Linked DNA regions of Homo sapiens: region 1 is linked to region 2. The links are chromatin loops, found by intact Hi-C in ENCODE. Cell type or tissue: Caco-2. All regions are shown on one strand. Links, peaks and the distances in the headings refer to the core of each region. The heading gives the core; the rest is flanking DNA.

What was found. A loop is a pair of places that touch in the nucleus more often than their neighbours do. Peaks named below come from ENCODE experiments on the same cell type or tissue, not always from the same donor. Only the 100,000 strongest peaks of a DNase experiment are listed, where the experiment ranks them.
Region 1: it touches region 2 in a loop (3-fold over the local background); 8 of 110 quality-filtered maps call a loop at or near these places.

Annotation. Positions count from the first base shown.
Region 1 is chr7:22,580,424-22,585,809 of GRCh38, reverse strand. No RefSeq gene overlaps it. Among named protein-coding and RNA genes, the nearest start is that of STEAP1B-AS1, 20 kb to the right of the region's middle. RefSeq lists an enhancer at 2,090-2,664. In Caco-2, for the core only: no CTCF peak of the experiment used is centred there; a DNase peak (open chromatin) is centred at 2,389.
Region 2 is chr7:22,671,141-22,676,526 of GRCh38, reverse strand. No RefSeq gene overlaps it. Among named protein-coding and RNA genes, the nearest start is that of IL6, 53 kb to the left of the region's middle. In Caco-2, for the core only: no CTCF peak of the experiment used is centred there; DNase peaks (open chromatin) are centred at 3,036 and 4,478.

The DNA.
Region 1 (5,386 bases), core at 326-5,325, 91 kb after region 2:
TTTTTAAATTTCCTGAATGATAGAGGTGCTAGGTACATTATTGTTCTAATATTTAGTCTGTGATCCTGATTCCTGACACAAAGCTTCTAATTCTTTGGAATTTTCTGGGTAATAGGAGCTTCTTTTGTTCGAATAAGACAACTCTTGCTAGACTCCTAGAAGGGGGCTGGTCATCAGAAAGATTAAGCCATGATTAGAAGGTTGGAATTTTCAGCCCCATTTTCTATCCTCCAGGGAGGAAAGAGGGCCTGGAGATTGAGTTACTAATTGGTCATTCCTATATAAAAATCCCTCAACTATGAGTTTCAGGGAGCTTCCGGGTTGGGAAGCATACACAGAAGCTGGGAGCATGGTGCATTTCAATTCCACGAGGACAGAAGCTCCTGCACCCGGCCCCTTTTGGACCTCACCCTCTGTATTTCTTCATCTGGCTGTTCATCTATATCCTTTATCCTATTTTTTAACACAATAAACTGGTAATGGTAAGTTAGTGCTCCTCTGTGTTCTGTGACCCTTCCTAGCAAATATTCAAACCTGAGGAGGGTGTTGTGACAACTCTGATTAATAGCCAGTCCATCAGAAGTACAGGTGACACCTAGGACTTGTGATTGGCATCTGAAATGGGGAACAGTCTTGTGGGATTAAGTCATTAACTGGTGAGGTCTATGCCAACTCTGATTAAAATCAGAATTGAATGGAATTTTAGGACATCCAATTGATGTCCACAGGAGAATTGAATGTGTGGGGAAAAAACCCACATACCTGCTCACAGAAGTGTGTTGAATGTGAACATACAGAGAAAGTTTATTTTTTTCTATACAATAAAAATAATAGGGTTTACCTGACAAAGTTGTTTTGAGAATTCAGTGATATATTGCATGTAAAACACTCATCACACTGAGCATTTAATGTGTGTTAGATATTGTCATTTGTAATTAATCATTGAGATACCTTAGATGATTCTCATTCTTTCTGAAAAAGATAGTGATAGATCAGCGTTTAGTTAGAGAGTTCAATTAGCTAACACATGTATGAAGTATAAAGAGGACTTAGTTAATGGTTGTAAGAAATTGCATCTACTTCTTATGTTAACTGGTGGCCCACATCTCTGAATCTTCACAGAAGATCCTACCAATAAAAATTCATATTAGGAGCACGATTTATAGGCACTTTTATTTTTTATTTATTCCTATTATTTATAGGAATTATAGAGAAAATAAACATAGGAAAAACTTCCATAATAACTTATGATGCAGAAAGAGGTATTTATTATTACAGTGCTTATTTCCTTCAATATGACTGCTGTTTGAAGGAAATAGGAATTGAAAACAAACCCTGCTAGTAATGTAGGGAAACTGCCTGGATATATTTAGCCAAGGGCCCAGCTCTTCTGACAGCCCCAAATGCTAAAAATATTCACGAGTGTGGTTTTTGCCTTCACTGTGCTGGGTAAATATACATACACACTGCCCTTTAGGGTTTTTGAAATGCTTTGAAGTACTTACAGAGTTACAGCTCTTTGACTCCAACACAGAATCTTTGTGGTATGGGGGCAAAGCAATCTTGGTTAGCATGTGAAGCTAACCAAGGGATATGCATTTGAAGCACATCCCTGTGTGGAGCCTCTGGCTTCCATCAGAAACTTGGGAACAGGTTCTGTTGGTGCATCCATGTTTACTGCAAACAACTTCATCCCTGTAACACACCCTTGAAGTCCAAGTATCTGCAGAGCAAAGGACCAACTTCAAAGGAACATGAATCCTTGTACCAGATGGAGTTTGAGAGCTCTCCCATTCATTTCTCTGGGTCTGTCCTGGTTAGTTGTGCATCCTCAGTCACTGCATGAGTTCCCAGGAGGGCCAAGATGGTGGGGTCACACAAGGAGTAATAAATGGAGAAATTCAGGATATGACTGGGATGTTGGGCCAACAGAATTTGCTAATGGAGTGGATGTGACATTTGAGTAAAAGAAAAGATAAAGGATGACTCCAAGATTTTTGACCTGATCAAGCTGAAGTTTTTTCCTAAGGTGGCATACACAGCAGAGTGAGGAGCAAGTTTTGTGAGGGGAAGTGAAGGACTTGGTCTGGCCACTCTTATAGTGTCCTATTGCTGCCTAAAAAACCACCCCAACAGTGAGTGACTTAAAGCTGCAATGTATTATCTTTCATCTTTCTGTAGGTTGACTGGGCTTAGCTGGGTGATTCTGTTTTTCTCTTGCAGTTACAGTGAGACATCTGGGGCTCACTTATATGGCTCTTGTTACTACTGGCTCTCTGCTGGGAGCTGAGCAACGGCCATCCACAGCAGTGCCAACATATGTTGCTTGGCCTTCTTACAGAGGAGTGGCTGAGTTCCAAGAGGGAGTGTCCCAAGCAGTTGCATTCCAAGAAAGTCAGGTGGAAGTTCCAAACATTCCTATGACCTAGCCTAACAAGTGCACAAAGCGACTTCTGCTGTGTTTTATTGGTCAAGCAAGTCACTACGGCCAGACCCTATTCAAAGGAAGGGGAGAAAGGCTTCACTGCCTGATGCGAGAAGCAGGGAGGGAAAGAGTTGTTAACAACCATCTTTGGACAACTTCTATCACTGATGTTGTAAATTTGAAATATGTCTTGATATTCAAGTCTGGAACTCAAGGAGAGATTGGGTCTGGGAAATGGGCAGGAAATTTTGTAATTGTGGGACCAGCCCAAACTGAGCCTGCTTTGTTGATAACAAAAGTGTCGAGTTACCTTGTAGGTATAACAGAGCCAAAAAACTGCAAGTCATATAACCTGGGCATGTGCTATAGAAAAAGCTTTGACCTCTAACAACACCCAGAACCAATGATTCCTCCACTCAGAACCAGGAGGACCAGACCATGACCAGAACATGAACACCAGAACACACCAGAACGCACCAGAACGCTTTCAGAAGGAGGGGTCCATTGGCCTGGAAGATCTGGGGCTAAAGTCTGCCTCAACATACCTTACCGTAAATGGCCAAATTTGAAGCCCTCCAATCAGACCAAACCAACATTCCCAAATCCTTTTTCCCTTGCCCTTCAGGCCCATAAACTTGCCCCAGACCCCAAATCAAGGAGATAGATTTGAACCCAACCCCTGTCTTTTTGCTGGCAGGTTTTGCAATGAAGCCTTTCTTTTCTCAAAAGCCAGTGCCATAGTTATTGGCCTCTGCACTCAGCAACCCCATTTGCTCCACAACGAATTCCTCCTCAGAGATTTCTGTTTGGAGCATTAGATCTAATGCTGTTAAATTAGAAACAAATTGCCTTCCTGTGTGTGTGTGTTTTTTTTAAGTGATCGAGTTGGAATTCTGTTATTCTGTTGGATATCTCTGTGGTAGCTGGTAAATGAACTACATATTTTAATCATACATAATATTTATCAATCGCTTAACACAATGCCTCATGTTAAGCAGCTACTGTAGACAAGTGCTGATTATTGTTATTAGCTATATATATATGTTTTATATGTTATTAGCCATATATATGTTTTATATGTTATCAGCTATATATATATATATGTTTTACATTTCCTTATTCATGTTCTTTCTAAACCAGATAGATGTCCCATGCTGGGGCTCCATGATGCACTAATCTGGCTGTACTCACATTGGGTTGATCGTTCTTGAGGTTGTACATCAGTTCAGATGACCTGAATATTAACGTGTGCACCACTTCTCAACCTGGAGCCTTCTGGCATATCCCCAGAGCCCATTAAATCTATAAAAATCTAAAATGTGTTTTCCTATTTATAATACTATTAAAGTAATAAAAATACTTTCTAGAATCCCTGCATTAGAGGAGTGTCTGATTACTAGGCTTTTAGTTTAACAAAACGTGACTAGAGCGACCCAATCTTAAAGCTCGTAGCTAGGCACTCACAAAGCACCTATAAAGTGAATGCTTATGGTCTGCAAATAGTCACATTGTAAGCTGACTGCTCTTCTAATTGCAGAATATTATGGCCACACAGAACATCTCCCACCAGGCCTACAGAATGTCCAGATGTCCTAAGAGTACAGCCCACTTTTCTTAAATATAATGTTAATGGGCAGGCTTAGGTTGAAGAATTAATGGTCATTGATAGCACCAATAACCCCTACCTTCAGTGAGCACATCTGTACATTCTAAGTTTAATTATAGCTCTATAGTTTCTTATAAATAGAGACACTAACAAAGGACGGCACGTTTTTCGTCCTGCTTTCTGAGGATGTGCTACTCAATAACAGAGTAGTTTCTAATAAACTTGCTTATTTCATTGTGGTTTGAGATTCACCCTGAATTCTTTTCTGTGCAAGATCCAAGAACCCTCTCCTGGCCTCTAGATGGGGACCCCTTTTTCCGGCAACATCTTGACCACCTCCTTTTACTGAAGTCCCCCATACAGTTTTAGAGGGGCATTTACATTGAACATATGGTCATGTTAATACCAAGGAAACCCACATTCTATTACAATACACATGCTGAGGTTTTGTGGTCATTGCACAGAGAAAGGCAGTGGGAGAATGAATGGCTAGGAACATCTCTACATGAAGCCGCAAAGACTGCAGAGCTGGCTGGAGGTACAAATTCAGTCAGTGGTTTTGTGATGAAATCCTGTCTTCATATACACAAATTAGCAATGATCAATTAGCAGTAAACGCTATAGTGAAAAACAAAAAATTTTCTTTTGTTAAACAGCATTTTTAAATTTCAATACTGTATTTTGGAGTGTGCTAATTGGCCTTTCAAGATAATGGATCTATTGCTTTAAAAAAGCTTTGTTTGTTAAAAAGAAAAACAATAATTACAGTAACAATAATGGTTCCAGGGCCAGGTGTGGTGGCTCACACTTGTAATCCCAGCACTTTGGGAGGCCGAGGCGGGAGAATTGCTTGAGCCCAGCAGTTCAAAACCAGCCTGGGCAACAGAGTCAGACTCTGTCTCTATAAAAAATAAAAAAATTAGCCCAGCGTGGTGGCATGTCCCTGTGGTCCCAGCTACTCAGGAGGCTGAGATGGGAGAATCTCTTGAGCCGAGGAGATAGGGACTTCATTGAGCCCTGATTGTGCCACTGCACCCAGCCTGGGTGAAAGAGAGAGACCCTGTCTCAATAATAATAATAGTTCCAACGGCCAACATTTGCAACAAGTAAAACTAAATACATCAGTTTATTTTCTACTATTAAACCAAACATCAACAAGTTAGTGGCAGCAAATAACATCAACCATTACTCTGAATTAATATTGATAATTTTCATTTTGTTAGTTTTGTAGTTTAGTTTGTATTTAATTCCTACATTAGATTTACTCTTAGATTTGCATAACAGCTATGCATATACAGCATTTATACTTCATTTATCTTAAAGAAACATAATTAAAATGATTTGTCCACACTAAT
Region 2 (5,386 bases), core at 56-5,055:
CTTTGTCCCTGGGATGTTTGAGAAGACCTTTTAGGAGTGTGCTATAAAGGTGATCCAAGCATCCTGAGGGTGACTGGATGAAATTCCTTAGTTTCTTCCGAGCCTGGAGGTTGATGGGCTTATGATTTTCAGTAATGAAACTATTTCCAAAGCACTTGATGTCCTATGGAACTGTGGAAAATTTCTTCCTTAAACTGAAATATAGCCCCAACTAATCTCTACTGTTGATTCTGGTTTTACTACTTGGGTCATAAAAAACAAATCCAATCCCTGTTCTTTATCAGCCCTCTTCAAGCATGATTAGACTGTTTTCATCTAAAAACCATTCCTCACACCCACTGTTATGGTTTTTGATCTCCTCACATCCTGTTCAACTTCCTGTGATTACATTCCACTTCTGAAGTGTGTGTGTGTGTGTGTGTGTGTGTGTGTGTTCAAAACAGAACATAATATTCCAGTTGTGGCGTGACCACAGGACACCTCCTTCTTGATTATAAAGCTCATCAGTCAAGAGTAGAGACTTCAGAGTCAGCCAGCCTGGGTTTAGGCCTAGCTGTTTTTTGTTTGTTTTTGGTTTTTTTGGTGAGACAGAGTCTCGCTCTGTTGCCCAGGCTGGAGTGTTAGTGGCGTGTTCTCGGCTCACTGCAACCTCCACCTCCTGGGTTCAAGCAATTCTCCTGCCTCAGCCTCCTGAGTAGCTGGGATTACAGGCACCTACCACCACGCCCGGCTAATTTAGTAGAGATGAGGCATCACCATATTGCCCAGGCTGGTCTCAAACTCCTGAGCTCAGGCAATCCACCCACCTCGGCCTCCCAAAGTGCTGGGATTACAAGCATGAGCCACCGCACCTGGCCTAGACCCAGCTTTGATACTTCCTGGCTGTGTGACTTGGAATGAGTTATACAACCTCATTGTCCTTCAGTTTCTTTGTTGATAAAACAGGAACAATGTCAGTATCTTCCTCGTGAGATTGTTTTGAGGATTTAGCAATATGATAAATGCCCAGCACTTAGAACAGAGGATGTCAAATAGTAGATGTTTAAAGAGTGTTAGCTATTAATTTTTTTCCTAGAATTTTCTATCAGTGTAGCTCAAGAAACCTATGAATATTTTTGACTGCTTGTTTCAATTAATCAATAAAGCAATCAATTAAACAGCAAACATTTGTTGAGTGCCTCTCTGTGCCAGATGCTGAGAAGAAGGGGAATAAGACCCCTTATCTGGAGGAGTTGATAAGTTGAGTTAGTTAAGAACTAACATCCTTTATATTTGTTTTATTGTCTCTTTTTGAAAAAAAAAAAACATTTTAATCAAAGGTATACATGCACATCATTTAAAAAGGCATGGTGCTTCATGTCTGTTATTCCAGTGACTCTGGAGGCTAAGGTGGGAGGATTGCTTGAGGCCAGGAGTTTGTGACCAACCTGGGCAACATAGTGAGATCTCATCCCTAAAAATAAAAAATATATTAGCTGGGCTTGGTGGCTCATGCCTGCAGTCCTAGCTACTTGGGAGGCTGAGGCAAAAGGATTGCTTGAGCCGAGGAGTTCAAGGCTGCAGTGAGCTGTGATCACTCCACTGTACTTCAGCCTGGGCAACACAGTGAGACTTTGTCTCTAAAAGAATTTTTTTTTTTTAATTTTAGTTTTTGAAAAAGTTAAGCCAGGCATAGTGGCTCATGCCTGTAACCCCAACACTTCGGGAGGCTGAGGCAGGAGACTTGTTTGAGCCCAGGAGTTTGAGACCAGCCTGGGCAAGATGGCAAGACCCTGTTTCTATAAAAATAATAAATAAATAAATAAAAATAAAAGTATTGTTAAATAGTATTAAAGAAATTACAATGGTTCCCTGTATCACTCTTCACACTCTTTCGTTGCTTCTTCCTAGAGGCAACTACTTTTGATTCTTTTAGCCATTTCTTCTTGCATATACATCTCAGTACTTCTAAATGATATGCCTAGATATACTGTTTGCAATGGTGACTTTTAGACATAATCATCTGTTATGATAGATGAACATCCAACTCTTATACTATCCTTCCTTATTGTTCCCATGCCCCACCCTCCCAAGATAATACAATTTTTGATTAAACTTCTGTATTTACCTAACTTTTTATGCAAATACAATTTCCAGTTGAGCACTGTGAACTATGGTTGCCTTTTCTAGTTTTTCCTGAAATTGTTGCCTTTTTTCCTATTTGCCTAATTTTCTTTGTACCTCTTCTAGCAGACGCACCTTCTAATAGACACCAACATTGGATGGTTTATCACTTTCTTTTTTTCTCTTAGGATAGCCCACTCCCCACCCCACCCCCGATCCCTTTCCTCTTCTGAGTTGAATGCTCTCCAGGCTGTTGCAGAGCTGTCATCTATCTTGAGTCTTTCCTTCACTGTGGACCTTGGAATTCTCTAGATTTTTCTCCCAAGTTGGATTCCTCATCTCTTCTTTTTTGGTTTACTCTCTTATTTTGGGGGAGAACATCCTCCAGTAATCAGGTTAAAAAGGATCTTCCCTTAGTCCCCAGTGTTGTGAAATTTCACAATAATCTGCCTGGATTATTCTGGGCCCTCAGTGGCCCCTTCAGGAAATCTGGAAACTTAAGTCTTTCACTTCTGAGAAATTTGCTTGAATAATTTTACTGACGATTTCCTCTCGTTGGCTTTCTTCTCCCTTGTTTGGAAACTCTTGTTAATCAGATATTCAGACCCCTGGATTGGTTCTCTAATATCTTCATTTTCTTGTTTTTGTTTTCCCCTCTGTCATTTTACTCACCTTTCTAGAATGCCTCAATTCTATTTTCTGGTCCTAGGTTCCTTTTTATAGTTTCCTACTCTTGTTTCAAAGGTATGTCATTGTCTCTTATTTCCCTGAGGGTATTCATGATACTTTTAAAGTTTTAGTCACTGTGTATTTTATTTCCTCCGAATTGCTTTTATCTATTTGTTTTGTTCTCCAGTTTTCTTGCCCTGGGCTTTCCTTAGACATCTGGCACCCTTGGATGTTTGTTCAGGATTAGAGGACTAAAAAGTGGATTGGATGCTCTCAACTTGCAGGCAAGGCTTGTTGACTTTGAGCTTCACTGTAGGGTGAGCTGGAAGCACTGTTTGTTTTAGGAAACTTTTTTGCTTCAGTATTTTCTGACCTTTTTTCATGGACTGGTCAGATTCCTCAGAAAGAAACCTTTCTAATCTCCTGCCAAGGTTACAAGTATGCTGTCACTGTTCTGATGGCCAATTGGGGAAACAGAGCTGGGGAAGAAGGGCTGCGGGTCTCACCATTTTATGGTTTGTGTTACTGTTCTCAAATCAACCGCTGTGCCAATTGACCTCCGGTCAGGAAGGATTCCTTCAAAGAATAAACCTGCCATCTTGTATGGGGGAGGGGAAGAGGACATACTCAGTGATGTGGAGCAGAGAGGGGAATGAAGGCTCTGATTGCTTCTCACACAGCTTTTACCCAGCCCATCCTAGATTGGTTTCTTTCACCGTAACCTTCAGTTTCAGAAGCACTATCTGAAACTGCCAGTTCCTGAGCCTGTTGAGGACTCTGCATTGTAAATTTTGTTGGTTTTCTGGTTTTGCCACTGTTGGCTGAGACCTCGACATTCTATGATGTGCTAAATTATGTCAGCCCTAACTACATTTGAGCTGCATTGTGTATCAGGATTATATTTCTCTCTCTTTCTCTCATTCTGTTTTCTTTATTCTCTCCTTCTGGGTATTGGCCTTCCTGGATGGATCCTGTTTTTAAAAAAATCTTCTTTCCCTTTTCAATCTCTTTGTCTCTATCTTATACTTCCTGTGAGATTTCCTCAAGTTTATTATTTAACCCTTTCATTGAGCTTTTAATCTCTGCTATCACATTTAGAATTCCCAAGAGCTCTCTTTTTAAAAATGATGTCTTGTTTCATGAATATATCTTCTATCTCTCTGAGGACATTAATATTACCTGAAAACATTTTTTTATCTCCTTGTTTATTTCTTCTGAATTTCTTATTTCTGTTAGTTTCCTTCAAGAGAGTTGCTTTTCACAAATATCTTGGCCACTTATTTATTTTTGTTTTTTAGTTATTTTTTACAGATGGGAGTCTCACTTTGTTGCCCAGGCTGGACTCAAACTCCTGGGCTCAAGGAATGTTCCCACCTCAGCCTCCCTAGTAGCTGGGATTACCAGCTTGTGCCACCCCACCCAGCACTGGTCACTTATTTTTAAGGGAGAGGCACTAAAATGTTGATTGGAAGCCTTATTTAGGGGGATTTCATTAGCTGCTGGGCTTCTCTGAAGGGTGATCTGGCAGGTCTCCCATTTTTTTCCATTGGAAGAACTTTAAATGTGCAAAGGCAGGTTTCCCTTTGATATTTAGTTTCCCCTGAGGGGAGTTGTCTAATCTCTTGCCTAAAGGACAGAAACTTGCCTTCCAAGCATTCTGAAGCTGAGCCTCCAAAAGGTTGACAACATGGGCAATATTGGTGTGGATGTGTGTGGACATGTTTCCTCATTCCAGTTTGACCCTATCCCCTAATCCTGTTTTTTGCTGGTATTGCACTCTGCCCACTCTGGTGGCTGGAGTCCTACAGGCAGACTGCCTTGGCTGCTTAGTGTTATTTTTTCTTAAAATTTGTTTTTGTAATGTCCTTTAAGTAGGTTTGGAGGAAATAAACACACATCTTTAACTCTTCAAGTAAAACTAGAAGTCTTGCTTTTATAATGATTCATATCTGCTTGGCCAAATCATGCCTTTCTGAACTTGGGTAATTGTTTACATGGAGCTTCACTTCCCTGCATCTTTTTCATCAGACAAAGCATACTGGAATTTTGATTCTCTCATTTAATATACAAATAAGAGTATTTTGGTGCTGGCTTTCAAGAAGTTGGGCTAGGCTTCCTCAGGATTCTGGAATGTGGGTCAATATATCAACTTCTGCAGGACAGCTGTGGGCAAGAGAAAGAAGGCTGATACATGGAGCAAGTGCACTTGCTGTGTGTGTGAGGGTGAGAGAGGGACATGGATGTGATGCGACCCGAACTGACTTGTATGCTGAAATAACAGCATGCACTCATCCTCAACATGGCACCCCTGCTCTGCTTGGGCACCTCTGGGAAGCTGCACTGATGCCCTTGAGTCACGCTTTGCTCTGCATTTGCATATCCAGATTGCCAGGTCCTCTCCTCCCGAGCAGAGTTTCTTGAGAAAGCCCAGGTGGTGCAGCATGGCCTTTTTGAAGGCTTGCCTGCAACTCCTGCTCCAACAAGAGGTCATAGCCTAATTAAGATAGTGTGGCCAGTGGTAAATCTCAATTCTAACTGGTGAGAACCATTGTTATTACGTTTGAGTGGGAATATAATTTTATTAAAAGCTTAAAAACAAACAAAACTCAAAGAA